Regions from separate parts of the Mus musculus genome. Here regions 2, 3, 4, 5, 6 and 7 are each linked to region 1. A link is a loop called in an ENCODE intact Hi-C map of the cell type or tissue named here. Cell type or tissue: left cerebral cortex. All regions are shown on one strand.

What was found. Peaks named below come from ENCODE experiments on the same cell type or tissue, not always from the same donor. Only the 100,000 strongest peaks of a DNase experiment are listed, where the experiment ranks them.
Region 2: it touches region 1 in a loop (7-fold over the local background); 4 of 42 quality-filtered maps call a loop at or near these places.
Region 3: it touches region 1 in a loop (8-fold over the local background); 2 of 42 quality-filtered maps call a loop at or near these places.
Region 4: it touches region 1 in a loop (13-fold over the local background); 3 of 42 quality-filtered maps call a loop at or near these places.
Region 5: a loop joins it to region 1, with 4 times the contacts of the local background. A loop is called at or near these places in 5 of 42 quality-filtered maps.
Region 6: a loop joins it to region 1, with 11 times the contacts of the local background. A loop is called at or near these places in 5 of 42 quality-filtered maps.
Region 7: it touches region 1 in a loop (2.5-fold over the local background); 2 of 42 quality-filtered maps call a loop at or near these places.

What each region holds. Positions count from the first base shown.
Region 1 is chr13:37,310,836-37,314,835 of GRCm38, reverse strand. No RefSeq gene overlaps it. Among named protein-coding and RNA genes, the nearest start is that of Gm40913, 21 kb to the left of the region's middle. RefSeq lists an enhancer at 1,026-3,870. In left cerebral cortex, a CTCF peak has its summit at 2,080 (motif pointing right); DNase peaks (open chromatin) are centred at 1,329, 2,130, 2,417 and 3,092; H3K4me3 peaks cover 495 bases; H3K27ac peaks cover 1,899 bases.
Region 2 is chr13:37,131,915-37,135,914 of GRCm38, reverse strand. No RefSeq gene overlaps it. Among named protein-coding and RNA genes, the nearest start is that of Gm30549, 63 kb to the right of the region's middle. In left cerebral cortex, no CTCF peak of the experiment used is centred here; DNase peaks (open chromatin) are centred at 572, 1,163 and 1,645; H3K27ac peaks cover 2,024 bases.
Region 3 is chr13:36,501,994-36,505,993 of GRCm38, reverse strand. All of the region lies in intron 6 of Fars2 (phenylalanine-tRNA synthetase 2 (mitochondrial)), which reads right to left. Among named protein-coding and RNA genes, the nearest start is that of Gm46409, 110 kb to the left of the region's middle. In left cerebral cortex, a CTCF peak has its summit at 1,763; DNase peaks (open chromatin) are centred at 636, 1,908, 2,178, 3,181 and 1 more place; H3K27ac peaks cover 2,745 bases.
Region 4 is chr13:37,156,933-37,160,932 of GRCm38, reverse strand. No RefSeq gene overlaps it. Among named protein-coding and RNA genes, the nearest start is that of Gm30549, 88 kb to the right of the region's middle. In left cerebral cortex, no CTCF peak of the experiment used is centred here; DNase peaks (open chromatin) are centred at 1,611, 1,979 and 2,430; H3K27ac peaks cover 2,588 bases.
Region 5 is chr13:36,576,859-36,580,858 of GRCm38, reverse strand. No RefSeq gene overlaps it. Among named protein-coding and RNA genes, the nearest start is that of Gm46409, 34 kb to the left of the region's middle. In left cerebral cortex, a CTCF peak has its summit at 2,056; DNase peaks (open chromatin) are centred at 1,474, 2,134 and 3,888; H3K4me3 peaks cover 710 bases; H3K27ac peaks cover 2,587 bases.
Region 6 is chr13:36,220,516-36,224,515 of GRCm38, reverse strand. The region is part of intron 2 of Fars2 (phenylalanine-tRNA synthetase 2 (mitochondrial)); the gene reads right to left. It overlaps Gm40912 (a long non-coding RNA gene), which reads right to left. Exons shown (of 2, transcript XR_873236.2): 2 at 1-4,000. Among named protein-coding and RNA genes, the nearest start is that of Gm40912, 15 kb to the right of the region's middle. In left cerebral cortex, a CTCF peak has its summit at 2,441 (motif pointing left); a DNase peak (open chromatin) is centred at 2,417.
Region 7 is chr13:36,590,065-36,594,064 of GRCm38, reverse strand. No RefSeq gene overlaps it. Among named protein-coding and RNA genes, the nearest start is that of Gm46409, 21 kb to the left of the region's middle. In left cerebral cortex, no CTCF peak of the experiment used is centred here; a DNase peak (open chromatin) is centred at 1,987.

The DNA.
Region 1 (4,000 bases):
CCTCTGAGAGAACAGCAAGTTCTCTTAACCACTGAGCCATCTCTCCAGCCTTAACAGGATTTTAAACTTTGGAAACATACACCATTAGGTTTCTGGCAGGGCATTTCCAGGCAAGTGTCAGGAATTGCTGCTCAGTGATATCATGGACCCTTGGAGCTCCTGAACAGCAGCGGAGAGGCACAGGGAATGGCCTCCCACAAGCATTGACTCCTGAAGGCAGCTACAGAGGTGTGTGTGTTTGATTACAATTTCTAGAAATACCTTTTTCCCAATTTGTTTTCTCTTCTTGTAACAACTCAGTGACCCATGCTAAGTCTCCTTCACTTCGAAATAACGTCCGTTTTCTTGGTTGCTAACTCAGTAGACATGTTTCCCCATTTGATGAAGGAGACTTCCCCTGTATGGAATAGTGAACTCCAGCTGCTGTAAATGAGACTATCCAAGGAACTTTGCTCAACGCATGAGCCCTGTCTTTGGTTTAAGCTCTGCTGTTGTCCCTTTGGAATTATTAAAGACTTATTGTTGAGAGAGTTTTGCTCTGGAGCCCAGGCTGGCCTTAAATGAGCTAACCCTCTTTTTTGGTTTGCTGAGAGTAGGATTTATGCACAGGCATGCCAAGCCTTCTGGAAGACTTTTTAAGACAAAGGATCCCATTTGATCGATATCAGTTTGCCTCGATCCCCTCAAGTTGTGGAGCTCATCTTGTTTTTCTCTTTTCTTGGATAAAAATTGGTCAATCTTTTTTTTTTTTTTTTGCCTTTTATTGGAATTTCTGGGAAGCTTATGTGAAATGTTACATTTTTCAATCTTTCATTGTTACTAGCATTTAAAACTTTTAAAAATCCCCTTTCTGTCTTCTTACTATTCCCTTTCTTGTGTATACAATATGTATTCACATATATAGTCATATATATATTTATTCTTGTACACACACACATATATAAAATGCATTCAGTATTTTTATCCATTCTTCTGAGAATGCTAGTAGCCATTCTTTCTGTACATTTTCTTAGGGGCTTCTTCTTCCCCACCCCTGTTTACTTGCAGGCAGTAGTTTGTGTTGCAGGTAAAAGCAGATACACAGGGTTTGCAAAAGATGAAAGGTTTTTTTTGTTTTGTTTTGTTTTGTGTTTTTGTTTTCTTGTTTTTCCTCCTCCGAAGTAAGAGAGAATAAAAGGCCAGGCAGTGACACAACTACTTTAAGGTAGAAGAGGCAACATTGAGGAGCAAGAGTGTCTGGAAAGTGGGAGGATCTGCTTCTGAACTAGCCAAGTATTGTACAGACACAAAGCTAAAGAGGAGAAGAAACTGAGAAGATCTGCAGTGCAGGAATCAACGCCGGCTCACCATCAAGCGGCACTGCGGTCTCACCTGAACCTTCAATGTGCAGCCAGCCCACTCAGCGACCTCAGGCCACCCTTTCTTCTTAGCCTTGGGTGGGACGAGGGGCAAGGCAGAATGGTGCTTGCTGTCAGTTGTTGGCTAGAGCTAAGGTGAGGGGCAAAGTGTTGAGGGATGCTGAGGACAGAAGTACAGAGGAGCAAGGGAGCTGGCTTTTCTATCCAGATCTGGTAAAGCAAAGAACAGAGGAGTGACTAAGGGAGCCAGGGAGATGCCTCTGAAGATGGGACCCTATGCTTATAGGCAGTGTGAAGCCTGTTCCTTAGTCTTGAAGGAATGGAAACTCAGAAGAATGCAAGCGGGCTCTGAACACACAGATGATTCTGCAGTTGAATTCCGGAGGGAGAAACACCTCGGGGAGGGGCTGTCAAGTGAACAACTTAGACGGACCCAGGAAAGATCACATAAGGAGTCCTGCTTCAAGACTGTCAAAGCCATTGGGTCTTTTAGGTTTAAATTCAATTCTGCAATGGGGTGAAATGTAAGGTATTAGTTTTAGGAAGGACCCTTGCTTACTTGGTGATTCACCTGTGAATAACAGCAAAACCCCAAATCCGAGAAACAATGCATCAGGCAATACTAGATCCGCAGCCAGCCAGCATCCCGCCCCTCAAGAAAAAAATTGCAGACCATGACATCATTCCTCTGGTCTCCCCACACCTGCTCGAGTCCCTCGATGATACCACCAGATGGCGATGTTGGCCTAAGTTGTAGTACATTCTCTAGTCCTGGGAAAGCCTGACCTGAATATAAAACTTCCCTAATCACCACATTTGATTCCCCAGCAGAACAGCACAAAAAAACCTACTGCGGATTCCAAAGAGGCCAACATGGCATCTCACTACATTGCGTGGTCCGCAGACCAGACATCGGTGCATATTAAAGTGTGATTGCAAGAAAACAACTTTAAAATTCAGAGTCCAGGAGTGGCCCCCCGCTCCCCCGCCTCCCGCGCCTAGTCTCGCTTTGCGCTCCCTACCCCCACCCACGGTCCAGCAATCTCGGACGTGAGGCTTTTCTGCAGCCGCAGCGGCATGGCTGGCAGTGTGGCGCGGAGGTGGCAAGCTCTAGGGACCCACGCAGCGTCTGTCTGTGCAGTGCCCAGATGGCAGGGGCTGGAGAGGCCTCCAGAAACCTGCAACTCAGTAGCATTTCCCCAACTGGATCTCTGTCATCCTCCCAGGCCACCCCAGCTCAAGAGAACCTACCCCATCCAGAACTTCAGGAGGCAGCTTGGGGCCAGCAAAGGTGGGAGGTGGTGGCATGAAAGTAAGGTCTAGTTAGGATGACCAGTCTCCAGGGTTAGAAGTTTTATAGCTTACAGGGCTTCCACGATCCCAGGTGCCCACCCAATTGGTATTGCTTCCACTAGTAGGTCGCGCCTTGTGTAGGACAGTGTATGATGGGCAAGATGGACCGCAGGCGCCTGCTAGAGAGTGACACTCTGGCTCCCAGTAGCTTGCACCAAAAGGTCCGATGACTGTCTCTGGTCCCCAGCAGTCAAACCTCGGTGGTACTTCTAGGCCTCATAGGCGCGTGCTCATGGCGCACGCACAAAGCCCAGCGGTGCAGTGCTCCCCGGCAGGCCTGGGCTGGCCCCCTCGAAGCGACCAGACGGTGTCTCACAGCGGGCTTGTCCCCGCCGAGGTCATCTGCTAGGCGCAGCTGGGCCGCGGAAAGTAAGAAGCTGATGAATTTTTCATCGCGATTCCCTTGGCTGTCGATCTGAAGGCAGTTTCTGGGGCAGCAGCCTTTAAGGACCTGTCTGTGCCAAGGGCAGCCCCTCCCCCACCGCTCTAATTACTGATAGACAGGAGAAGCTGGTCCCAGGTCCCCTCCTGCTCCTCCAGGGCGTGTCCTGGTCCCTCTGGCTTTGTTTGATTTCTGAGCATTGGGCGAGTGGGAAAGGAGGGATGAGGAAGAGCGCCTGTCTAGTTTAATAGCATGTGTAGACAACCTGCCTGGAAAAAGGAACACAGAGGTGCTCAGCTCTGACCTCCAGGAGTTTGCAGGGATCTGCGGGGATAAACTCACAAAATGGAGATGAAAGAGTCTAATGTGGGCCAAGGGCCGGGCTAGTGGGGCTGTGAGTGAGACCGGGGCTCAGGGAGAGACATGGGGAAGGGATAAGTTGAAAGGAAAGGACTCCAACACCCGGGCACAGGAAGGGGCAGAATGAGGGCGGGTCTAACTTTGCGCTCTCGAGGGGACCAGAGGCACACAGGTGCAAGGTGTGGACCTGGATCTACCCAACACATAGGTAGGCCTATCACAGGTCAGAAACCGGCCTTTTCTTGAAAATATGATACAGATATATCAGGAGAAGTCACTATTAGATAAGAACACTGAGGGGCTTTTTGTTCCTGAGTGGGGGAGGGGATGGGGAGGGTGGGAAAGGGTGGGGGAGCGTGGGGGAGGGCTGTGCCAGGTTTTTTTTTTTTTTTTTTGTCACACGGATTGTTTTTGCATAAATGTAAGTTAAAAATACACACTTACATACCATGCACACTGTTGTGTATGGAGATGGTCTCTAGAAATAGTTTTGTTTGTTTGTTTGTTTGTTTAAAAAGGTAATGCAGGTATTTCTAAATTTTGGTGA
Region 2 (4,000 bases), 180 kb after region 1:
CGCTCTATTCTGGAAGGGTTTCCTCCCTTCAGCATAAGAATTGAGAACTTTTGAGTAAAGCCAGGGCTTATAATCCACCTACAGTTTAAGCTCATGATCTCTGTAACTGCTACAATGGAGATATGAGAAAATGGTGTCCAGAACACCTATTTGTATGATGTACTCACACTTCCCAGACCTGTGTGGTCTCAATTCCAAATGTGTAGTTTTTTATGAAAGATGAGTTGCTGCCAAGAATTACAAACTTGTCACTTGTTGTCTCTGATCATCCCCTGTTCATGAAGGTTGCTACTTTCAGATAGTCTTTTCATGGTCTATGAAACACACTCTACTACTCTGTATTAATGCCTACTAGCCAACGAGGGGCCACTTTCTGGGTAGCAAATGGTTCTCTGATGCAGGTGGCATTGCTTTGCCCCCACACTCTTGGGTTCTTCCCAGTGCCTCTATTCCTGGTATGTACCCATGGTTCTAGCACAATTGCTTCTGCTAGATCATTTGGCTCAAGTAGTGAGATGCTCACACTGCAAAGCTATTTCTTTCTCTGGGCTTACTCAAAACATGCAGCAGACTGAATCATTCAATAAATGGACCAGAATGGGTTTTCCAAAGCATGATGTAAAGTGTCTTCAGATTCCAAGGATGTATCTCAGACATTGCACCTCTTTCTTGGAGGTGGGATGTGCAAAGTGCAATAGCTTGCCTTTTACCTCAGAGGGGGTGTCCTGGCGTGCTCTAGACTTCACAGTTCTAGAAACTTACCATTTTGGTAGTTTTTTCTTCTTTTTTTAACTTTCTGGTATGTATGTGTCTCCCCAGCCCATTAAAAATACCTACCATTCCCTATTCTGTAGCTCTGATTAATGCAATATTATCAATATAGCAAACTGTCATGAGTTTATATAGGATGCTGAAATGATCAAAGTTTATTTTGACTATATTACGACAATGACAACAAGGAAAGGCTGAGACAGGAAATGTGCAAAGCTATGTGTATCTGGTTATTATGAACTGCCTTTGATCCTTTCCAGATAATCACAGAAAAAGAATGCATTTGCCAATCAGTATTCACATCCCAAGAGCAAGACACTATGGTGGCGTCATTCTAAATCCAGCAGAAGTATAATATCAACTGTAATTGGGTCTATCCCACGGTTCAGTTTGTGAACTCCTATCAGCAACCATGATCTGTCTTATTTTTACAAAAGCCATATGGTTGAATTAAATGGAGATATAATAAGATCCACCACCTCTGCATGTTTTAAGTCCTTGAGGGTGGCTCTAATTTCAGATATTCTCTTTTGGATGCAGTATCACTTCTGATCTATCTTTGTTAAGGGTGGGATAGCTTCAAGGACTTGCCCTTGGTCTTGTGTGCCATGTTATGGTTTTTATTCCCTCAGGAGACCAATATGAAGTTGTCTTCCAGATATTATATGCATCTGTCCCAGTTATGCACATCAAAATCAAGGAAGTGAGCATATAGTGGAACCACAGAGTTCAGTAAGAGATGTTTTAAGCTGGACTCTATTTATCAATAGGTAACACCTGTAAATGTCAGTTTTACAAAGACTGTGATGGCGTTTGGGGTTTTATGGCCTCCATGTCAGTTCAGAGCCATATGCAGTAACTGTTAAAAATAATCAGGAAATTCCTTCTCCTTAGATTATATTTACTCTGATGAACAGTCACGAGCCTCTAGGGGAAGAACTATGATGATAGCTACTGATTTTCTCATTGTTGCATTGAGGGGAACAACCTGAAATCAAGAGTCCTGGTTCAGTATTGACAATAGACATTCCCAGGCAAATGTTCTGGCTCCTGCTATTAAATATTTTCTGGAATGGTATGGATAATGCCTTGGTATGGATAATGCCTTTCTTCCTAGAGAAGGGCTTTGCTTCCCTCTTATGCTGTGAAGACAGTTAATCTTAGCTATTGGTCTGCAGACAATGAGAAGAGGCAGGAGCAGATCTTGATACTATCTCCAAAGGCGTAGACCTCAGATGGACCATTTGTATGGCCCCTTTATCATCAGAGGCTGCTCACCCCAGCAAGAGGAAAGCAGTCACTTGTGCATATTCAAGGAAAGTTGGGAGGAAAGAGTCTCGAAGTATATCTGCCCAATATTCCCATATTAGGACTTACCTCTTCTATTCCATGGCCCCAAATTTATTGTAGGTACCTTGTAAATCTATCATGGGGAATAAAATATTATGTCCCATTATTCAATACACTTTGTAGGCTTCACAGCAGATCTCAGGTTTGATAGCTAACATTTTATTTTTCAATGCTTCTCTGATCATTAATAATAGCCACGTGATTCTACCACTACTACCATCCATAATCATTGCCTGAAAGTTCCTTGTGCTGGAGCTATGTTAGAAGTGAATGTAGCCCTTTTTACCTAGACCTCTCCCACAGCTCACCTGAGGTCAGCATTCTAGTTAGAAATGTATTCATGTAGATATAGAAATGGTATCTTGCTGGGGTCTGATTAGTCAGTTCTAGAATTTCATCCTAAAGATCTTTTTCTTTGGTCTATGCTATCACCTGATTTTTAGATAACTATAACAATTAGCTTTTGCTGTGTTACCAACCATATCAGAACTTACTGGATTTTAACATCAACCTGTACTGAACTTTACTTGGGTGTTCCTTCTCACTACCCATGTTGGCTAGGACTTGTTCAGCAATCAGTCATTTGGATGTTAGTTCTGCTGATCTCAGCTAAGCTTTCCACCTCAATAGACTGAAATGACTTACTCCAGCCCACATGTTTGTTCATTATTTTGCTTACAGCATAGCCCTCATAGCAGAGGCTAAGACCCATGAGAGTGGGCAGAAGTATGGAGTTATCATTTAGGTCTTGGCTCAGAACTTGTAATACCTTTTTAAATTGCATTTCCAAAAGTAAAGCAACTCACAAGGTCATACTAAAATCAGTGAGTTGGAGAAATAGTCTCCCTTTTTGACCTGAGAAGTTACAAAGTCAAGTTGGCAAAGGCAATGAAGTAAGAGGATAATTGCATCCATTTTTGCCACCAACTAACGTGTTGTCCTCTACTACCTGCCAACATATCCAGACAAGGCACTGATTGCAAGAACTTATTTGAAAGATGGTTCTAAGGGGTTGAGCAAATTGCCAAAGAAGTGTGAGAGAGAAAGAGATGGAACATGCATCAAGGGTGTGTTCATGGAATGGTTTCCAAGGGGATTGCATGGGACATCTTGGAGTCTCTGAAGAACCTTCAGAGTTGCCTCAGCAGAAGGGAAGGAAAAACCAAGTCTGTGAGGCACTGTCTCCTGTCTCTCCTTGCTTGAGGACTGATCTCAGGTGGTGAAGAAGAAGGGAGGGTTTAACATATGGAGAAAGATTGTATACACATGTATATAAAGGGGGGGGGTTCTCAGTAGAGATGGAAAATGTGACCAACCTATGAAACAGAATTTCCCTCTGACCCTTAGATGGACAGGTTCATTTCTGTGAGTTCTAGAAGAAACCCCTTGGTATAAGCAAATAGAGTGAACAATTTCAAACAGCAATGACATTGCCTTGTAAATGAAATTGCCACAGGATTTGACCAGGAGATAATCAGTGGGCATCTTGGCAAGGGTTGTTTTATTTTTAGTAGTGAGAACCAAAGTTTATTTGAAATAGGGGGAAGAAATAACAGGAGAAGAGATGGAGTAAAAAGCATAAAAATATTCATATGGAGGATGCAATAAGAGTGGACTAGAATCTAGAAGTGAGGTGAAGAACAAGTGAGGGCTTATCATATTGAGATTGTATGCCAGTGTATACAAATGAGGATTGCTCAAGAGAGTTGGAAAATGTGACCAACATATGAATCAGAATGGGAGACCTTTGAGACTGTTGTCACTGTGGAGATGGACAGAGGTAGCAAGTCCTTCATGGTATTCAATATCCTCTCCTTCAGGAGGCATTCCCTGATATGTATGCAGTGCAAGATGGAGAGCCTCTGGGAAGCACTGGCCA
Region 3 (4,000 bases), 810 kb after region 1:
ATGCAGTGTAGAAAACCCACTGGGAGAGTCACATGGGGTACGATGACATGCACATAAGACAACAGTTACAGAGATAGAAAGTAGTAGTGGGTACAGACTCGGTACAATGAGAGAAGGAGGGTGGGAGTAACCATCTGATGGAACGCCTTGGTGCCCAACATGTATGCTGTGGAGAATCAGGGCCAGGAGCCATTGGTTGTTAAATACTTTGAACTTAACTTCTCATCTTATACGCTTTCGTTTTGCATCTAGGACATGAAAACAACAATGTACCAATTGTTCATGGAAGTTTTCTTTTGGGATCCCTGAAGCTTTGACTTTTTTCTTCTAAATGTAGGGTCTGTGATAAGTATTTTGGATCTAACTGTTGGAAAGGAATCTGACTAGCTTCGTGACTTGTAACCAGCTCTTCTTGCTGTTACCATATGGTGTTTCCTTTAATAAAAACATTTTGCAGAAATAATGATAAAAAAATTACTTTAAACTTGTATAAAAGTTTGAGGTTTCTGCTGATAAAAGCACCCCTTTAATCATGTAGATAGCTGTGTATCTGGAAAACTGGAAAACAACCTCTGCTCTCTTGGCTACTTTGACACAATCAGCATTCACTCGTGTGTCTGCCATTCATCTTTGGTAGTGTTTTGACTCTCGTTCACTGACCTCACTATAGACTGCAATATGTAAGCTCAGAGCTCCTGCACTGCTCAGGATCCCACTTTGATGGCTTTCAGTAGCATGAAACCCCAGTTCTACAACAGCCTTGGCACGCCGAGCCATTTCTCATCAGTTCAAACAATACAGAATCAAAACTGACCCAGCTTAAACCCAGATAAACAAAACAAACAAACAAACAAACAAACAACACAAAACAAACAGCCTGGAGGTGTACAGACCAAAGATGTTCATGTTGTGATGGGGGATCTAGGTGCTTTCCTCTTTCCCTTCAGTAGTTCTGATCATGCACGTATGGTCCCCATTGTGTGACAGAAGGCCACAGAGCCACAAATCAGCACTGCACAGATAAGAGATGGGGCTGCACGGAAAAGGTCACAGGGGCCAGACAGGTCAAAAGCCTCTAGGGCTGGGGCTCCCAACCTTACTAATGCTGTGACTTCTGATATGGGTAATGGTGGGGGAACCGCATGTTTCTCCAACCATAAAATTACTGTTGTTGCCATGTCATATCTGTAATTTTGCTACTGTAAAGAATAATAAGATAAATTTCTGACATGAAGGATGATCTTAGGTGATCCCTGTGAAAGGATTATTTGACCCCAAATGGGCCACGACCTACAAGTTGAGAGCCACTGCCCTAGGAATCTTACAGAAAGTTCTGCTCATTCTCCTTAGCCAAAACTGAGTCTCCAGACTACATCTAGGATGAAGGAAAGGAAGAGATGGATGAAGTTAAGTCAGTCAACTGATAATATCCTGATTTAACCTACTCCAAAAGGGAAACAGGTGGGCTCCCTTGCATCCCTGTGTAATGTGACGTTTGAAGATACTTTCTCATTTGTTCCCTATTGCCCTTTAGGAATGCTTGGCATGATGTTCTGAGTTTATATGAGGTCTTGGCTGCGTTGGTTTGCCTCTGTGGGAAGCAATCATGTGGACTCCCTTTATGCCCCCTCAACTATGTTGCTGATGCCTGGATAGGATGATGTTTCATTTCATTCCTTTCCTGGCAGATGAGTGTGTGGCGACAGAGTATGTTTAAGTCACTGTCTTCACCTATCGTCCTCGAAGTCAGTACCGAGGACAGGCAGGCAGGTGGAGACTCCCTTGTGAATGGGGTGGAGGGACAGCTAAGAGACGTGGGCTGTGGGGTACAGTTTCTCAAGCAGCTAACACACACTAGCTTGCTAGTATTCAGCTTCTTAGATAACTCGTCCTTCTGGATTAAAAAAAGAAGTGTTCTAGCACCTAGGATGGTTTTACATTTAAAAGAGCGCTGAATTCTGCTGGTCTATTTAAAGATCTGTAGCCACTTCTATGGTAAACAGTGAGGGGACAGGCAACAGAAAAAGATCCCTCAAGGTTAAAAGGAACACTTGTATCTCCAGCTTTTATTTTAAAGTTAATATTATTAGTTGAGATTGTCACTCATGACTCTACACACGAAACAGTGCAGATGACCCCGGAGAAGGACTGAACCCTCTCACAGGCATTAGAGCCTGCTGGGTGATTCTTTCCAGAGGCAACAGGTTGAGAAGAGGAGGAAGAGAAGCAGTGGGAGGAGGGTGAGGGCTAGGACAGCTTTGCTGAGATGAGAATGCCTCCCTCCCGGGAGTTCCTGAAGATCTCCACCTCTTGGGATTCCTGCTTTGTGCCATCTCTCCCACATTGCACTAGGGCTGCTGTGTGGACAGCACAACAGGGCAGAAAAGACCCTCAAGCTGGGTGGCTTCTGCATTGTGCTCTCTCTTTGGTGGCTCCTTTAGGAAGCCAGTGGCTACCTGCTCTGTGAGAGCTCATGGTGACGAGCTAAGCTTTTCCTGCACTGTGAGTGTGAGAAATTGGAACTGGCTTCTCTGGCCCCAGGTGAGCTGTCAGGTACCTTTCTGCCCATGCTGACAGATTAACTGGCTTTCTAAGACCAGAGGCAGAACTAGCTCACCCAGATGAAATATATACCAGTTCTTGGCTATGAAGGCTTGAAGGATCAGGGTGTGCTGGGCATTTCCCAACAACACCTTCCCATAGTGACAGGTAACTAGCCACATTCCCTTTTCCCAGTGGTTCAAGATGGCTTTCAAGTCTTCCTGAGAATAGTTTCCTACCAAAAGATTCTCAACAGCTATCAGGACATCGACAGTGCAGGTACAAATGGTACTACTGTATAGCCTGGGGTAGAGGATGCTGCTTCTGTATTTGAAACTTACCACTACTACTGATTATAGTTACTGATAGTGAAAAGATTTGGAGTTATACAACAGCATTTCCAGATTTTACACTGTTAAACTAGGTTGAACACACTTAATCCAAAAACCAAATTCTAAAATGCTATAAAATCTGAAACATTTGATAGTGACATAATGCCATAAATCTGATGATTCAATGTAAAGACTTTGTTTCATACACATAATGACTAAGAACACAGGAATCAGGAAAGATGGACCAGTTGGTAAAGCAGATGCCAGGAGAGCTTGCAGGCCTGAATCTGGATTTCTAGCACCTGCCTAGAAAACAAGTGTGGGAGCGATACTTGCTTGTAATTTCAGTCCTGGGGAAGCTAAGGCACGAGGAGTTTGGAGACTCCTTAGCCAACCAGTTTAATCAAATTGATGAGTCCCAAATTCAGTTAAGAGACCCTGCCTCAAAAAGTAACGTGGAGAGTTACTGATGAAGATATCCACCATTGAACTCTGGCTTCCATACACACGCACATACACACCTCTACACAACAGACACAAATGCACACACAATACTGTATGCTGAATGTGGTAGTACATCTTGGTAAAACCAGTACTAGGATGTCTGAGGAAGAATGATCTGGAGTTAAAGCCAGTGGGAGGCAAAGATGTTCTTTCTCAAAAATACAAACAAAATACATAAAATATTCTTCAGGCTATATGGGTAAGATGTAGAACTACTATGACTTCAGTCATACCCATCCTCCAAATATCCATTAGCAAATGGTCCTAACTTTAAAAATATCCTAGATATGAAATATTTCCCATATCAAGCACTTGAAATAAGGGCCTTTCAACCTGTAGTATCAATGAATAACTGCTCCTGGGAGAACAGGGCTAGGAGTGTACATGTGCTACCAGTCACAGCCTGATGGTCCTGCCTGTGCCACGGAATTGATGGAGCCATATGCATTTACTACTGAACTTCTCATGTATCCCTTGGTATAATCTACTCAAAGAATTTGGTGATCACCCCATATCAGGTGGAGGATCATGGGAGAAACACCTAGAAATGGCAGTTGATAAATCCAAATGGTTTGAAATATCACAGTTTCATAACTAACTAGCTCTATGACCTTGTGTACATC
Region 4 (4,000 bases), 150 kb after region 1:
GTTCCCAAGGCAGAGAGTGTCTATAACTAACTGCACTCAGTAGTTAGGACTCAAGGATTTGTTTCTAGGATATCATCCAATAAGAGAGTTGGGCACCCTGGGAGAATAGCTGATTCTAGGAGCGGTTCAAGAAACACAAGATAATAATTCTGAGACAAATGAAGAAAAACATATGTAAAGCCACATTATTGGTAGAAAGGGAACAAAATGGAGCCAGTTTAAAGAGCTCCTGATGGTGAAAACTGGAATAATGTGGGCAACAAAGCACAATGTATAGAATGTCATCCAAAGAACATCAGCACCTCGGGAATGAGTAAACAGAGAAAAGCACACATCAGCTAAGTCCAAAAGTTCTGAGCACAGCTCTTGAAGTGTTAGTCTCAAATGACTCTCCAAAGAGAAGTATAGGAAAAGGAAACAGTGGTACCCTAGTGAAGTGCTGCATCATGTGAGTGATAGATGCATGTCAACATCTTGGTTGAAAGGTCACACTGATACTACTCATGCTTACTGTTTGCCAGTGATTAAGATAGTGACCATCATCGCCAAAATCCACAGCATCCATTATTCCATGGGACAGATATCAGAGAGACTCAGGTGGAGGCAGGCGTGCTCTACCAAATACTTAGCCAGTGCTCCTCAGAGCTGTCTAGGTCGTCAAAGCCAGGCTACAAGAATTGCTTTCAGGGAAGAGGAGGTTAAAAAGACACTGTCACCAGACATCCTATGGTGTCCTGTGTGGAACACTAGAGTGGGAAAAGAACATTATGTAAACAACAACAACAAAAACTAGTTGATAACCACATATCATTATTGGTTCACCAAGTGTGACAAATGTGTCACACTATTATAACATAATGACGGGGAGAAACAAGTTGTTGAGCACCTAGGCATTCCGTTACCATCTTCCAAAACTTAAAATGAACGGTTTATTAAAGAAGTCCCTCTAGAGGCTTCTCCAAGGCTCTCAGTGTAGTCATCTCTCATGGGCAGCAGTGCTGGATGGAAAGCCACTTTCTACATTCCCAGGCTGTTTAAGTAGATGTGAATATGAGACAGAGACTGAATATCTCCCTGACTTGCTAGGACAAAGGATGTTCATCCTGAGACAAAGCCAGGTGACTGTAACCCTGTGTGTCCAGGTGTGCCTGACACTGCGTCCAGTAATGGCTTCTCTGGAGGAGAGCAGGCGGCTTACCGGAAGCCACAACTATCACCTTATCTAATGACTTAAGATAGAATTGATATCTTATGAATGTGTCAGGTGCACATGCACTCACATGCATGATCAGTTCTGAATTTGGAATAGTCCCACTGTCTAGCTGCTTGCTCTCTTAGAGACACATTTTAAAATAAAATAAAATAAAATAAAATAAAATAAAATAAAATAAAATAAAATCCTAGACATCCCCAGAATTCACAGGAGGACATACGTGCCTAGAGGGACTGAGGCATAGCCCTGTGGCATCAGAGATTTTCTTTCCAAGTGCCTTGTCACTGCTGGGGGTGGACAAACACCAATCTTTTACATATTTTTTTCTCTAAATGTATAAAGTGACTCTCTCTCACTGCCCACCTCACAGCCCCCACACTCCAGTTTCTGCTTTGTTCCTATTTTCAAGGCCTTCTGGCATTACCTCAGAATAAACTAAAAATCTCCTCAAATTGGATCCTTGACTAATTCCAGAGGGGAAGAGTTTCGTTGTAAATTCTGTTTGCTTATGGATTCCTCACACTGTTTGCAAATTCCACAGGGCTGGAAGGTCTCCAGACCTATTTAAATCCCTTTTCCAATTATCCAGCCCCATCAAAGATGTCACTGGCTTGAAACAAAAAATCCAGAAGGATTGTTTTCTACAGTGTGTAAAAGGCCAGAATTTTTAAGGCATATGTTGCCTGTTTGGCAATGTTACGTGGACACCAGTATACATAGCTTCTCAAAAGCAACGCTGTCCTGAGTCTTCTAACTCAGAGCTGGAGGGGCCCCAGACTGGCCCTGCAGGAGGCAGTCAGGTTTTTTCCCACCCAGCATGTGGAAGATTTTGAATAAATTGGGAAAGAACATTTTGGGGTTCTACCACCCACATTCAGTTTGAATGCTCCATGGGGCCACAGCTGAGCTGTAGCTACAAGAAGGTTGTCATTCCCACTTTCTGAAAGAGCTCTATACATAGTAAACCTACAGGTCTGCTTTTCCTAAGGCCGGGGTTTTTGTTGTGTTCTTGTTGTTTGTTCTGCTCTCTCTCTCTCTCTCTCTCTCTCTCTCTCTCTCTCTCTCTCTCTCTTCCTTTTGGAGGTGGCATATTGCTAAATACCAGGGCTGGGAGGTCCCAGGTTTCTAGTCCTTGGAGTCTGTGGAGTCTAGCTTTGGGAAGAAAATCCTGTGTTCTGACTCATTATGTGAAAGACCTTGGTTGACTCTTGGGGCTGTTTCACTTCAAACAGGATGGATGTCTAGAACATTTCTACCCAGGAAGTCCTACTTGCCTGTCTGGTGTAAATGACTATCTTATTAACAACTAAATAAAACCAGAGAGCATCATCTTTAGGATCCCAGTCTATGTATATGTGTGTGTGCATGCCTGGAGACTGCCATGTGCCTTGTACCCCAATCTGGAGGCATTTGTCAGCTGAAACACATTATCACTATCAGTTGACCAGAAGTGTGGAGTGTTGTTAGGGAGCAGGAGACACCAATGACAAATTCTAAGGTATTTTGGAGTGGTGACCTAGGGCCTCTTCCTGTGACTTTTTTTGGGGGGGCTGATATATAGGAAATCTCCCACAGTTCTACCCTGATTATGATCACGGTAATCCCATGAACTGGGGTCCCAGACTAAGAAGAGGAAGTAGTGGGACACATTTATCACATGCTTCCTGATTGCTGAGGTGATGTGCATCTCATGACTCCCCCAGGCCCCAGCCCCCAGCTTGTCAGGAGGACTATGTCCTCAAACTGTGAGCCCACACAAATGCTTCCTTCTTTTAAGTTGCCCTTGTCAGAGCAGCAGGTGATTCATCCAAGCGTTGGATGAAAAGCAACCAGAAGGTGAAGGTTTATGCGTCCCTTTTCTCTTTGCAGCTTAGCTACAGTTCTTTAAATTTCAGTCTCTTCCTAAGGATTTAATAGATTAGCACTCAGCCAACCGATTATCTACTCTAATCAGTCAATCCACTAACACTCCTTGAGGGTCGGTATATAAAATGCATCTCGATGCTTACTCTGAAGGATGCAAAAGGAATACATGGAGGTGAATTCTGGGCCAAAAATGTCTCTTTGAACAAGTGGAAGTAAGTTATGGAAAGTGCTGGGCATTTGTGTGACGTAAGCCCTCTGTGGATGGTGTCTACTGATGCTCCTTCGTTGCTGCTCCAGTTCGGTGACCCCTCTCCTCTTTGAGCAAGCTAAAGAGAGTTCTTCTAGGCTTCAAGTTCTTCTTGGAGAAGATGGAGATGATGTGGTAGCTTTTGTTCTCTAAATGTGTCATGAGTCTTACATAAGGTCACATTTGGAAAACTGCTTTGAACACTAGAAAACATGGGACAAAATTTAGGAATGAACAATTACTTGTTGGTGAGAGGGATAAGGGCTTAATTCCAAGTGAAGGGAAGAAATCATATATTCTTGTTGTAGCTCCTGCTCTTGGGACAGGCCAGGGACAAGATCTTGAGTGATATCTATTACACCATCCACTTCCAGGTCTCTAGGGCTAGGTGTTTGAGTGACTGATTATGCTGTTTAAACTGTAATTTGATATAATCACTTAAGAGGAGTGTCTTGTTTATTTTTCCATTTATTATTATTATTATTATTATTATTATTATTATTATTTTAGACAAGATCTTACTATGTAGCTCTGGTTGGCCTCAAATTCACAGAGAACTGTGTGCCTCTATCTCCTGGGTAATGTGATCATAGGCATTAGGCATGCACAGCTATGCCCAGCTGAGAAGAGGGTCTGAATGAGGGAATTATCTATACCAGATTGGCCTGTGAGCA
Region 5 (4,000 bases), 730 kb after region 1:
GGTGATGAAACTAGATTTCAAGAAGAGCCTAACCTCAGACAAACACAGTTTCTTTCATAAGCAGGTATATATATATCGAAGTTGTTCCTAAGTCTCTCCTCCCTCTGCTTGATAATATATATAGCATAAATGCCCACACTAGGACACTAGGTATCTGAAAGGACCGTTTTCATAAGCACCACAGTCACTACTCACAGATCTATTATATATATATATGCACACATACATATATATACATATATGTATATTTACACACACACATATATGCCCTCTTATAGAATATCAACAATTTCACCTACTTGGGGGATAATCCTCTAACCTGGAATGTTACTTATAGAACATTGATAAGGAGTTATTTCAGGAGTATGGAGAACTCCAGGGTAGCTATGCTCCTAGAAAAATCTCACCTTGACATGGTGGTGACTTTATAGCTGCATACATGGAATCACAGATGAAACCCTTTCAGCTAACTGTTCACAGGGTATACGTTCTAAGGTCCCCAAGACCACAAGGCTGCAAACATTTAAGGCAGAATTACATACAAATGACTAGGAGGTGCAGGAGGGAGAGACTGGAATCTCTAACCCTTTCTTCCACAGAGAATGCCAATAGTCAACAGGCTGGATCTTGAGGGTCTCCTGTAAGCAGTCAAAGCTGCTCTGATGAGGGGACAGCTGTTATGTTAGGAGTCAGAGCACTGCAAACATGATGCACCTGGATGCAAAGGCCATACGGTGACTTATTCTATATGCTAACTAACAAAATGAATGAGAAAGAAGACAGACTAAGACCTCAGTTTTCCCCGCCAGTCTATGTCTCACACACACACACACACACACACACACACACACACACACACACACAAGCACATGCACATGCTTGCATGGTCCCCCAGCATGGATAGATCTCAAACCTAAGCCCTTTGGCATAGCATGAAAACCTATGCAGTTGCCAAAGATGGATAAACGGCTCCTGTCATGCAGTCTAGACACAAACACCACGGCAATGACTGAGCTTGTGTCAGTATTGTATCTGGGTATCTAGGGCCATACAGAGTGCCACTGGCTAGTACAGCTTAGACAACAGAAATATTTTCCTCCTTTGCAGAGGACTAGAAGTCAAGAGGCCAGAGCAGAGCCAGTTGGTTTCTCAGAGACCTCTCCCATCAGCTAGCTGACTCTGCCCATGTAACACACCTAACCACCCCACCTCCATTCCATTCCATTCCATCCCACCCCACCCCACCCCACCCCCCACACACCCCAGTGCTGCTGTGTGTCTCTAGGTCTCCTGACAGATTTGTTGAAATAGTCACATTCTGGGATCCTGAGGGTCAGAGGGAATATGATTCAGCTATGGTGTTTCCCTCACGTTCAATTAAGATAATTCTGTAGTGTTTCTCCCTCCACAGGGTAAATGAGTGGGCCTAGTCCAGTCAGTTGGGACCATTAAAAAATGCAGGGAAACCCTGCCTGCCAACTCCTGAGTAGTTCCATTAACCCTTCGCTGAGTACACAGATTTCAGAAGTGCCAGCCCCACAATAACATAACTAGTTCCCTGTGGCAAACAGACACACACACACACACACACACACACACACACACACTCGTTTTCCCTGACTTTATTTTTGTTGTGATTTGGCGAGGGGGGGCGGGGGAGGCGGTAACAAGGTCTCATTTTGTTGGTCTTGAACCCACAGCAGTCCTCCTGACTCAGCCTCTGGAAGGCTGGGATTATAGCAGACATCTGCCAGAAAGCCCTTGGCTGCCAAGTTAGTCTTATCTAGTAACGAGGGAACTGGGAATGCAGCCCTCATTCCAGAAACAATATGCCCAGCACAATTCAGAGATGGTGGTTAAAGTAACGCTAAAAAGCGGACAGGAAACGCACCCAGCCACAACACAACGATGGGCGCAGGGACCAAGTCCTGCCGCTCTGCAGTCCTTGGAAGTCCTGGGCTCTGCAGGCCGCCTCCCCAATGCAGAGAAGCCCAGCGCCACGCGTCCCCGCAGCCTCCACTGGTGAGCGCGGACTCCGCTGCCATCCTGCGGCTGTCTAAGGCTCGCTGGGCCGCGCGCAAATACCCAGAGCTCCCGGCTGGAGGCCAGGGGCGCGCGCCGGGCATCTTGGGGCGCGCACACAGAGCTGCCCGCACGGACTCCGCACCGCGTGGAGGGGCGGGAAGCCGCATCTCCTCAGGGCAGGCCGGCCAATGGGCGGTCTCGCTGATGCTGTAATGCTCCAACTCTGCCTTTCATTGGCCAGCTCTTCTCTGGGCTCTAACTAGTTAGTTTTTGGTTTTGAAGGTATTTTTTTGTTTGTTTGGTTTGGTTTGTTTGTTTTCTCTCCAGAAATTCAAATAAGAGGAGACAAAATCCAAAGCAAAACCGGGAGTCCCTGAGCCCTGATCTTGGGGACATAAGGAGACACCTCTACAGAGCCTTCTTGGCCTGACAAGGCCCAGGTATCTGCCAGGCTTTAAGGTCAGCAGACATAGAGTGGTTGTTGTTCATGTTTCTTACTGCCTGATGGGTCAGAGCCAAGGGTACTGGGACAGACTGGCAAGAGGGACGCACAGATTTGCAGGGAGCTGTGAGTGCCAAACTTGGCTGATCTCTGAACCGTTTATTGCCAGAGTGTATCATAGACCCAGTGTCCCATGGATCACACTCTAGAGAATGCTCTCGGAAGGACTGGGCTCTGCAGTCCTCAGTTCTCAGTTCAGCCGTGTAGGCCTTCAGACCAGGTTTCCCAGGCACCCCTATGTCAGAGCATAACCTGACTGTGACATAACCAAGCTGCCGTTTGTTTACCCACTCCCCAAACCCTACTTAACTGCAGGTTGGCCTTTAAACCATTACCGGTGCCTCCCATCCTCCTCTTTGCACCAGGTTTCTGGCTCAGGTGGTCAGATTCCAGCCAGCCAAGCTTTCAGAACCAGAGATGACAGGTCCTGGACACAATTCTGCCCAAAGTGACCCCTGGGAGGACCAAGAGACAGAGAAATAAGCGAGTGTGCTTGGTAGAGGACTCAAGTGATGCCAACTATGGTGACATCTCTTAAAAAGGGAATGACAGTCTGTTGAGAGGATCAAAGTAAAAGAGGAGACTTGACAGCAGTGAGGACGAGGCTGGAAGTACAAAGGCCAAGGCAGTGTGGGCTTGTTAAAGTAGCCATTGCCCAGGGAGGGGTCTGGGGATGCCTCTCATCCCAGGGCATTGCTCTGGGCTCTGAAAGTCAAACTCAGTCTCTTGGGAAGGAAATGAGTGTCCTCAGCCTTGGTCAGCATACATCCTGGCTACAGCCAGTTCTTGCTCCGTGCCCCCCTATGCCCACACTCACACCCCAGATGCAGCTTCCACCACCTCCCCACCCCCACCCCAGATGTGGCTTCCACACTCTGCTTGCAACCATTCAGGGAGCATTGTTTAGGCCAGTACCATATAACCAGAAGTCAGCAAGACCTTTAGAACCAAGCAGGAAGATGCAGCTTGCACGGGAGTGGGGCAGGGGTGTCCTTGAGGCTGGGCCACACAGGGCTAGAATGGCGAGAAGAGTCTAGAGGACAAGATGAAGCAGAGACAAGATGAAAGAGAAGGAGCATTCCTTGATGCGGTCCCAGTACCTTTGGGTATTAGGAGCCCTTCATTCTGGTCCCAGCTCCCCTATTTTTACTGGGGTGACCTTGGGCCAGTCATCTCAGCTGTGGCCTAGTTTCTTTACTTATAAAACAGTAGGGGAGGGGCTAAAATGGTTAAAGGCCCCTCCTCTTCAGCCTCAGTAGCATCCTCTTTTGGGGGAGGTCCTCTTAGCTACTACAGCTGGCACCACTGTTGAGAGGCTGGGCAGATGGCTGCAGATGACACAGTCATGCTCAGGGGTGGGGTGGGAGTGCTGACACCCAGGGATGACTCAAAGATGGTGCAGCACGAAGCCCTCTCCCTCTTCATCTTTGCATATACTGCTCGCTGAGACCCCAGGACCCAGTGACTAATGTG
Region 6 (4,000 bases), 1.1 Mb after region 1:
TGAGGCCCCAAAACAACATTTAAAAATCCATATATAATGATGTACACTTATAATACCAGTGCTAGGAAAGGGGAGACAAGCAGATTCCTGGGACTCTCTAGCTAGGCAGCCTGATGAATTCCAGTGCAGTAATGGATGCTGACTTAAAATAGGGTGACCAGCTCCTGGAGAACACCAAATAGGCTGACCTAAGTCTCTGCAAGCATGTATACACACATGTAAGCACAGACATAATTTAACAACAACCAGTTAAGCTTTCCTTTTGAGTAGACTAACATTTGTGAACTTGCACCAATGTGGACAGTTTGGGGACCATTCAAGTAGTGCTTCCCACACAAACGGAACACAGTCGTACTCTACACTAGCACTACTCACAGGAAAATGTCCTATGTTGGAAACCATGTGAACTTCTTAAGCAATGTACAACATGAGAGGCCAGTGCCCTACAGCATCTTTGTGCAAGCAACCTAGAGCCTCCGGGATCGCACTGGAACATCCTGGAACCCTTTTATGGCCTCTGTGTTTGACTCCAGTGATCTCAGCCCTTTCATCCTAAACTAAGAAAGAAAAGTGACAGAAAGGAAAATAGAAGAAAATGAGAAAATAAACATTTGAGAGTTGAATAAATCACACACAGAGATCGAAAGGAATTAGAAACACTTCTGAAATATGTCAACTGTTCAGAAGATTCATTCAAACGGAATTGACAGGTCTGTGACATTCTGTACAGTGTATGAAACTCTGAAAGATGATGTGTCCAAGAAAATAGTCAGTCAAGCCCTAAAAAAGGTGTGTAGGTGGATACACACTCACAAGTCAGAGCCCTTCTTGGGCACTCTGCAAGCATATCTACACAACACACCTAATGCGCATCAACCCAAAGATGATAACAAAAAACAACGTACTTTTCTGCCAGAATCGTGGGGTAGGAGAAGATGGAAAAAGAAGACGGTCTTCTCAGGCTCTCAGAGAAAACAGGCTCTGGTGAGCTCTTCACAAATAGCCTACACAACGGCAGGCATTGTGTTAAACTAGCAATCAGGAGACTGGAACTGGTGGATTATAAGACTGAGGTAGCCTGGGCTACATAGGGAGAGTCTCTTTCAAACAAACAATGATTTTGGAATGAGAAGACACAATAGCCAGGGAAGAGCTTGACTAGAAACTGTGACAGAAGCAGAAGCACGACTATGGTTGGAAAACAAAATGTGAATCAAGAGCAACATCTCTAAACTGTACGAAAGTTCTGCATTGTAACACATGGAGTGCAAAAAAAATAAATTAGTTAATTAAAAAAAATAATTAAAAATATTTCAACTGCATTTAAAAATTACAAGCCTTTGGTAAAACTGGCAGTCACTATTATATCAGCAATTTGGCTACATGGAAGCTTCTAAGGCAATCCCTGTTTGAGGTAATAGAGCTAGAAGGATCAGAACTACAGGCAAAGCATGAAGTATTCTTGGTCTGCATAGTATCAAATGTGAGGGAAAGTGGCATGAGGAAGGAACAGAGCATCATGCATATTGTGACTGGGAACTCTGACTGTGACCTGAAGCCAAGCAAAGCAGGTAAGTGCAGAAGTTGAATGCATGAAAGAACAGAGAGCAGAACCATGAACTTGGGTTTTGTCAGTCAGTACTTAATAAGGGGACAGGGTGTGGGGAAGTGAAAGGAGAAGAGGCAAGAATGACTTCAAAAACTGTATAACAGTCTACAAATGCAATTCTAGTTAGCAGCATCTTTTGTCTATATCATGGCATATTTCTCCAGATCATCCTAAATTAATCTAAAGTCTAAGTTAATCACATGACTGCTTTAGAAAGTACCTAATAGAAAAGAGCCACAGAGTAAAAGATTCACAGGCAAATCAAGCAAGACAAATAGTTACTTTCTCAGTAATATGAGAGGACTTAGGCAATCTGAGAAAACCAGGAGAGACTGTATGACAGACAATAATAACTGAGGTATTTGGGAGTAAAATCCCAACAGGTCCATGAAACATAAAACAGTAGCTAAATATTTCTCTATGATAAGCAGATTCTTTTTTACCCTCCTTCTCACATTTTACAATAACCTAGGCCAAGGAATCAGTTGTCAGAGAACTGAGTTCTACACAGAGGAACTGTTCTGAACAACTGTCCACCAACAAGTGAAAAAGGGCTTAAAGAGAGCAGACAGTCCATTATGGCTTGCCCAAAATGAGTCTGATGCAGATTACAGGATGCAAACACCATCCACCTTAGAAATCTCCCAATACTCATCCAGAATATCGTTCATTTAACATGACTGGAGCTCCCAGGTTCTGTGTTCTGCTAAGAGAGAAATAAGTAGAGAGTGGACAACAACAGAACATACACATAATGCCAGCCACATAGATATTTTCATTCCAAATCCTGTAGCTTACACATTGTAGGCCAGCATGAGACCAGTGCCATCTAGAGGTAGAGGGTAGTGAGTAGCATCATCACTGGCCAGGATGAAAAATTTGTCATCAAAAATACATCCATAATGTATTTCTACTTTCAAAACATTAATATCTAGCAAATTGTATTTATAATACCTTTTAAATTAAAGCCAGATATAACTGACACCAAGGTCACATAAGCTTAGTATAATGCCAGTTGATTTTTTTATTTCTGCACTTTTTGCCCTCCGTTGGTAATTTCTGAAAGAAACAGTGCTTCAGAAGATAATCCCAAGGAAACAGAGAGATAGACAACCCATGCCACTGATTTAGCTCTGCATTTGGAAGTCGCCTGTTCCTTACACTGCCAGCAATCCAAGAAGCTAAAACAAGAAGGCTTGGGAATAATGAAACAAAAGTGAATGCAGGTAGTAATGCAGAAAAAGGAGTTCAGGATGGGCACAGTAGCACACTCCCGTCATCATAGCCAATGAATGCTTAAGCAGAAGATTCAACTGAGCCAAACAGGCAGACACTTGCTTGGGAACTACAGCAAGACAGTGTCTTAAATTTAAAATAAAGAAAAGAAAAAGAAAAAGAAAACAAAAATATCTTGTCTGTGAAGAGCAGGTATGCAGCCTGTGGCCACTCCTGAAAAGTAGCAAAGGAAGCCCTGTTGTTAATCTGTGTTCTTGGAGAATGTGAGCGCTCAACCTCTCTGTCTCTCTATGCTTCCCATATGCCATGAAGTGAGCATCCTGCTGCACTATAAGCTCCCACCATGATGTACCGTGTCATCATAGTCCAGATTCAACAGCCAAGGGACTACAGACTAAAATAAGCCTTTCTTCAAATACTAATATACTTTAGAAATTTGTTATGGTAATAAAAACCTGACTACTACCTTATTGAATTGTGACAAATATATCATGCTAATATACTGTTTTTAATAGAGGGAAAGCTGGTTTTGGGATTCTGAAGATCTCTCTAGCATTGGCAGAGTTTCTGCAAACCTAAATCTATTCTATAATAAAAGTGCTATTACAGTAATGAATATGGAGACAATATACTCCTTTACCTGAAGTCTACATGCCCAACAGTCACATCAAACTCTTTCTGTGAATGAAGATGCATAACCATGATTTTCAAATAGCTTTAGCACCAGCAAGACCTCCAGAGCAAGGACCATCACCACAATGCATTCAACACTGCAGACGCTTTACACCATCCTTGTTAGTTACTTGGTTAATTTAGAACTACACCATCAACAAACACATGCTGAGTCAAGAAGCACGTTTCAGAGTTGAAAGTTTTAACTGTTCTATCCAATTAACAAACTCTACACTTGAACACATTCCACTCCTTAGAATATTACCAACCCTCAATCTTCTCTTGAAAAAAAAAATTACTGGTCTTTCTCTCTTCCTTGAGAACAGAAGTCATCCAATAGACTCCCAGTGTCTAGTCCTACATCCCCTTCCACCACCAGTCCTGTCTCGGGTGCAGATGGGCTTCAGTCCTTCACTTGTCCTTGACTTTACAGAAGGCACCCTTCCTTTAAATCACAGCCTCCACTGGCAGGCTCGAGAGCGT
Region 7 (4,000 bases), 720 kb after region 1:
GACATGGTCATCGAGATCACGACCTCACCACATCTGTGGTTACCTGCGCAAGATCTGTATAAGATCAAGCCAACAAGATCACCCAGTATTCCAGACTGTACTAATGGGTGACCACCAGCACACCCAAAAGAATAGGGCATTAAGGTGGAAAGTGACATGTCAAGGAGGTGTCTTGGAGAAGCGGGAGAGGCGTGTTGGGGATAGATGTGATCAAAATGCAAACAATACTTCCGGAAAGCTTCCTGCGCCTCTCTTCTGTTCCCTTGTTTTATGTCTGTGGTAAGATCAATTACTGTGAAATTGATCTTTATTACACATGTAAAGTGTGATATATACAGCATGACTTATTCCAGGCTCAATGCTGTGGGATAGATGTTTATTACCAGTCTTCCCAGCATAACTGCAAGCTCACATTAACTGCACAACAGCTTCCTGCTACCTTCCCCCAGCCCCTAGAAACCACCATTCCACTGTCTCTTCTGTGGCTGTTCTCAGAACCCCGTGAACCTGGGATCTTGCAGTGCTCACCATACTTGTTCTTCTTTGTCCAGCTTTTCTCACTCAGCCTACTCTGCTCGGGTTCATCCATCTTGTCTCAATGTGCTATTTCTTCCTTTTTTATTTTTTATTCATTTTAATCATTACTTATTTATGTGCATGTATGTGTGCCTGCTCGTCCCAATGTTCACTTCTGTGAAGTCCCCCTGGAACTGGAGTTACAGGTGGTTGTGAGCCTCGCCAACCCAATATTGATGCTGGGTACCAAATGTAGATTCTCTGCAAGAGCAAGTAGGTGCTCTTAACCACTGGGGCATCTTTCCAGCCCCTGGTTTCCTCCTTTTCAAAGGTTGAATGAAATGGAATCATTTTACAAATGAGCTATCTGTGAAAAGCATAACACATTTTCTTAACCCATTCTTCTGCTGTTTCTTTCTGAATCTGAGCTGTTGTCAAGAGTGTTACTATGAGGTTGGAGACAGCACAGAGGCTTCGACACAGTGATGTCAGTTCCTTAGGGTGTATACTCCAGAGTAGATTGCTGGACCATGCTGTGCTTCTCTCTTTACTTTTGTAAGGGCCTTGATGCTGTTTCCATGGTAGCCTCACCACTATGCCCATCCCACCAGGAGGGGAGTGGGGTTCTGACTGGAGTATTCTCCCAAGCATTGTCCTTCTTCCTAACACAGTACAGACTGTCTCCGTCAGTACCAACAGTCTTCAGTAAGTTTAGTGTCTGGGAGATGTTTATCTTCTCAAAGCTCAAGAGCCCAATTCTAGGGTAGCCTAAGGCAAGCTTTTTCCTGTTCTTCCCTGCCTCATATACATTCCTATAATCCAACTATTAGATTAAACAGAGTGAATTCACTCAAAACAAGAATTCAAAGCAAATCTAATTTTCTTCACATGTCATTTCAAACAAAAATATACAGCAGAGTCAGAACAGGAAAAAAAATTAGAAAGTAGGCAAATTAATTATGTGGCCAGCTGCAGGGGCTCATCCAAAGGTTCAGCAAAGGTGTCTCATGTGTTCAAAGGAAGTCAAGTGAAGAAGAACAAGCCACGACCCCCTGCTGCCATGGCATCTGACCCAGTTAGGTAAACAGCAGCAGCTATTGTAACAGAACATAATATATATGCTAAAGGACCAAAAGGAATATTTCCAGAAACAGATGGAAAAAAATGTAGGTTGAGTAGCAGAAGTGTTGGGTGATTCACACATAACTGGTTGAACAAACATACCCAGCAGGGCCTATTAATGAACAAATGTCAACCGATAGTGAGGTCTCTATCAGCTCTGTCTCCTGGCAGGATGCTCCAGCATTGTGATAAACGATCTGGGAAGGAAGAGGGATGGTGTAATTGATCAATCTGTGATAATATGAAACCAGGGACAATTATAAGTCACCAGACAACAGAATCAGAATCCTAGACACCCGTAGTGTGGTCCCAACTGCCTACAATAGTCCACTGCGTGGTATGTCCAGACAATGGGACAAGATGTGCCTGGCATCATCAGAGCTGTGTGCGTCACACCTGTGGTGACTCTACTAGGACAGTGCTTCCAAGTGGGAATTGTAAAGTAGGGCATGTTCTGGGATAAGGGACCAGTGAGTCAACCTAACTGATGAAGCATCAAGCAGCTTCGTCTGGGGCAAGCTATCTAGGCACTCTGGGCAGAAACACCCATGAACTAAGACTTCGATATCTGTTGTCCATAGCTGTACGTGCACATGGGCTCATAGGCCAGTGTCTTCCTCTATTGCTCTTCACCTTATTTTTTGAGACAAGGGTCTCTCACCACATCTGGAGCTTGACAATTGGTTGGACCATAACAAACCCCCAATATCCCCTTATCTCAGCTTCCCTGATGCTGGGATCTACCTATACTACACCATACCACCTAGCTTCTTGTGTGGGTGCTAGAGATCTGAACTCAGACTCACATACTTGTGTGCCAAGCACTTTTCTGACAGGCCTCCCACCAGCCCCTTGGCTGGATTTGAAATTTCCTTGGAAACACACATCCGGTAGTACCTATGAGAACATTTCCAGAAAGATTTAGCTGAAGAGGAAAGGTCAACCCTGAATGTGCCCAACACCATCTATATCCCATCTGCAGGCACACAGAGAGAGACTGGGCCCATCATGGGATTTTGAAACCTCAAAGCCCACTCCCAATGACACACTTCTTCCAACTAGGCCACACCCACTAATCTTTCTAATCCCATCAAACAGTTCCAGTCCCATAGTGACTAAGCATTCAAATATATGAGACTATGGGTGCCATTTTTATTCAACATCCACAGGTGGGCTACTAGCTTAGGATAGCTCCCCCAGCTGCTTCTTTCTGATGACATCACTGAGATATACCCTATACCACATGATTTACCCTCTGAAGTGTCCAGTCAAATGGGTTTCCTGATATTTATAGAAATGTGCAAACATGTTCACGGTCAATATAGGACAGTTTCTTACCACTTCAAAAAACAGCCCTTCAGTTCTTACTCTATCAATTCTCCCCTAGCCCCTAGCAACTCCTAACGACTTTCTATCCCTTTAAATGTACCTATTCCGGATATTTCGTGGGATACAATCATACAATACTTGGTCCTTGGGGACAAGCTTATTTCACTGAGTGAAATGTCCTCAAGCTTTATCCCTGTTGTTTCTTCATTTTATGGTTAAATAATATAACATTGCGTGGACAGATCACTCTCGGCTGATGGACATTTGGGTTTCTTTGACCTTCAGCTATCATACATAATGCCATGGTCCTAGTAACAGGGAAACCTCTACGAATTCTTCCCGCATCTTGCTGCCAAGTAAATCCCGATTACGCAGAGTAATCCAGATAACTGATGTCTTGGTCTTGACATTGAAGGCGTTTCTTTCCAGACTCTCTGCTGTTCTCCCAACCTGACCACAGAGAAGCAAGGAGGTCACAGGCAGGCCAGGGCTTAGAAGCAGACCACACTTCCCAGCTGCTGCTGGGTTCAGCCAGACAAAAAGCCAGCAACCCCTTATGAGAGGGAGGGAGAGTGAGGGGAGGGAACGATGAGACCTCTTGGACTTTAGTTTACTACCAACAGGGACACAGGAGTAGGGACAACAAGCTCCCCAAGGCTTCCCTCTGCTTCCAAAAGATACAACCTAGGCTCTGAGGGTCAGAGCTACGCTCGACAATGCCTCACCCATCATTTTAGGCTGGGGGAGGGCCACACCAGCTTTGTGGTCTATTGTGTTTGCACTGTGGTCACACATACCTGTTTGGTGTGTTTCTCCCTCAGCAGCTACCACTTTGGTGGCTTTAGACTACTCAGTCAACCCAGACCTTTTTCACCTGGACCACAACAGTGTTTAGCAGAAAATACCCTTGAGACTTTGAACCATGCCAGCACAAGGAAAGCACCTTAGCCACTGCAGCAGTTATCCCTCCAAAGCAAGCCCTTTGCCTTGCTGAGATCCTCTGCCACCCTCTGTAAGACTTATTTACACTCCT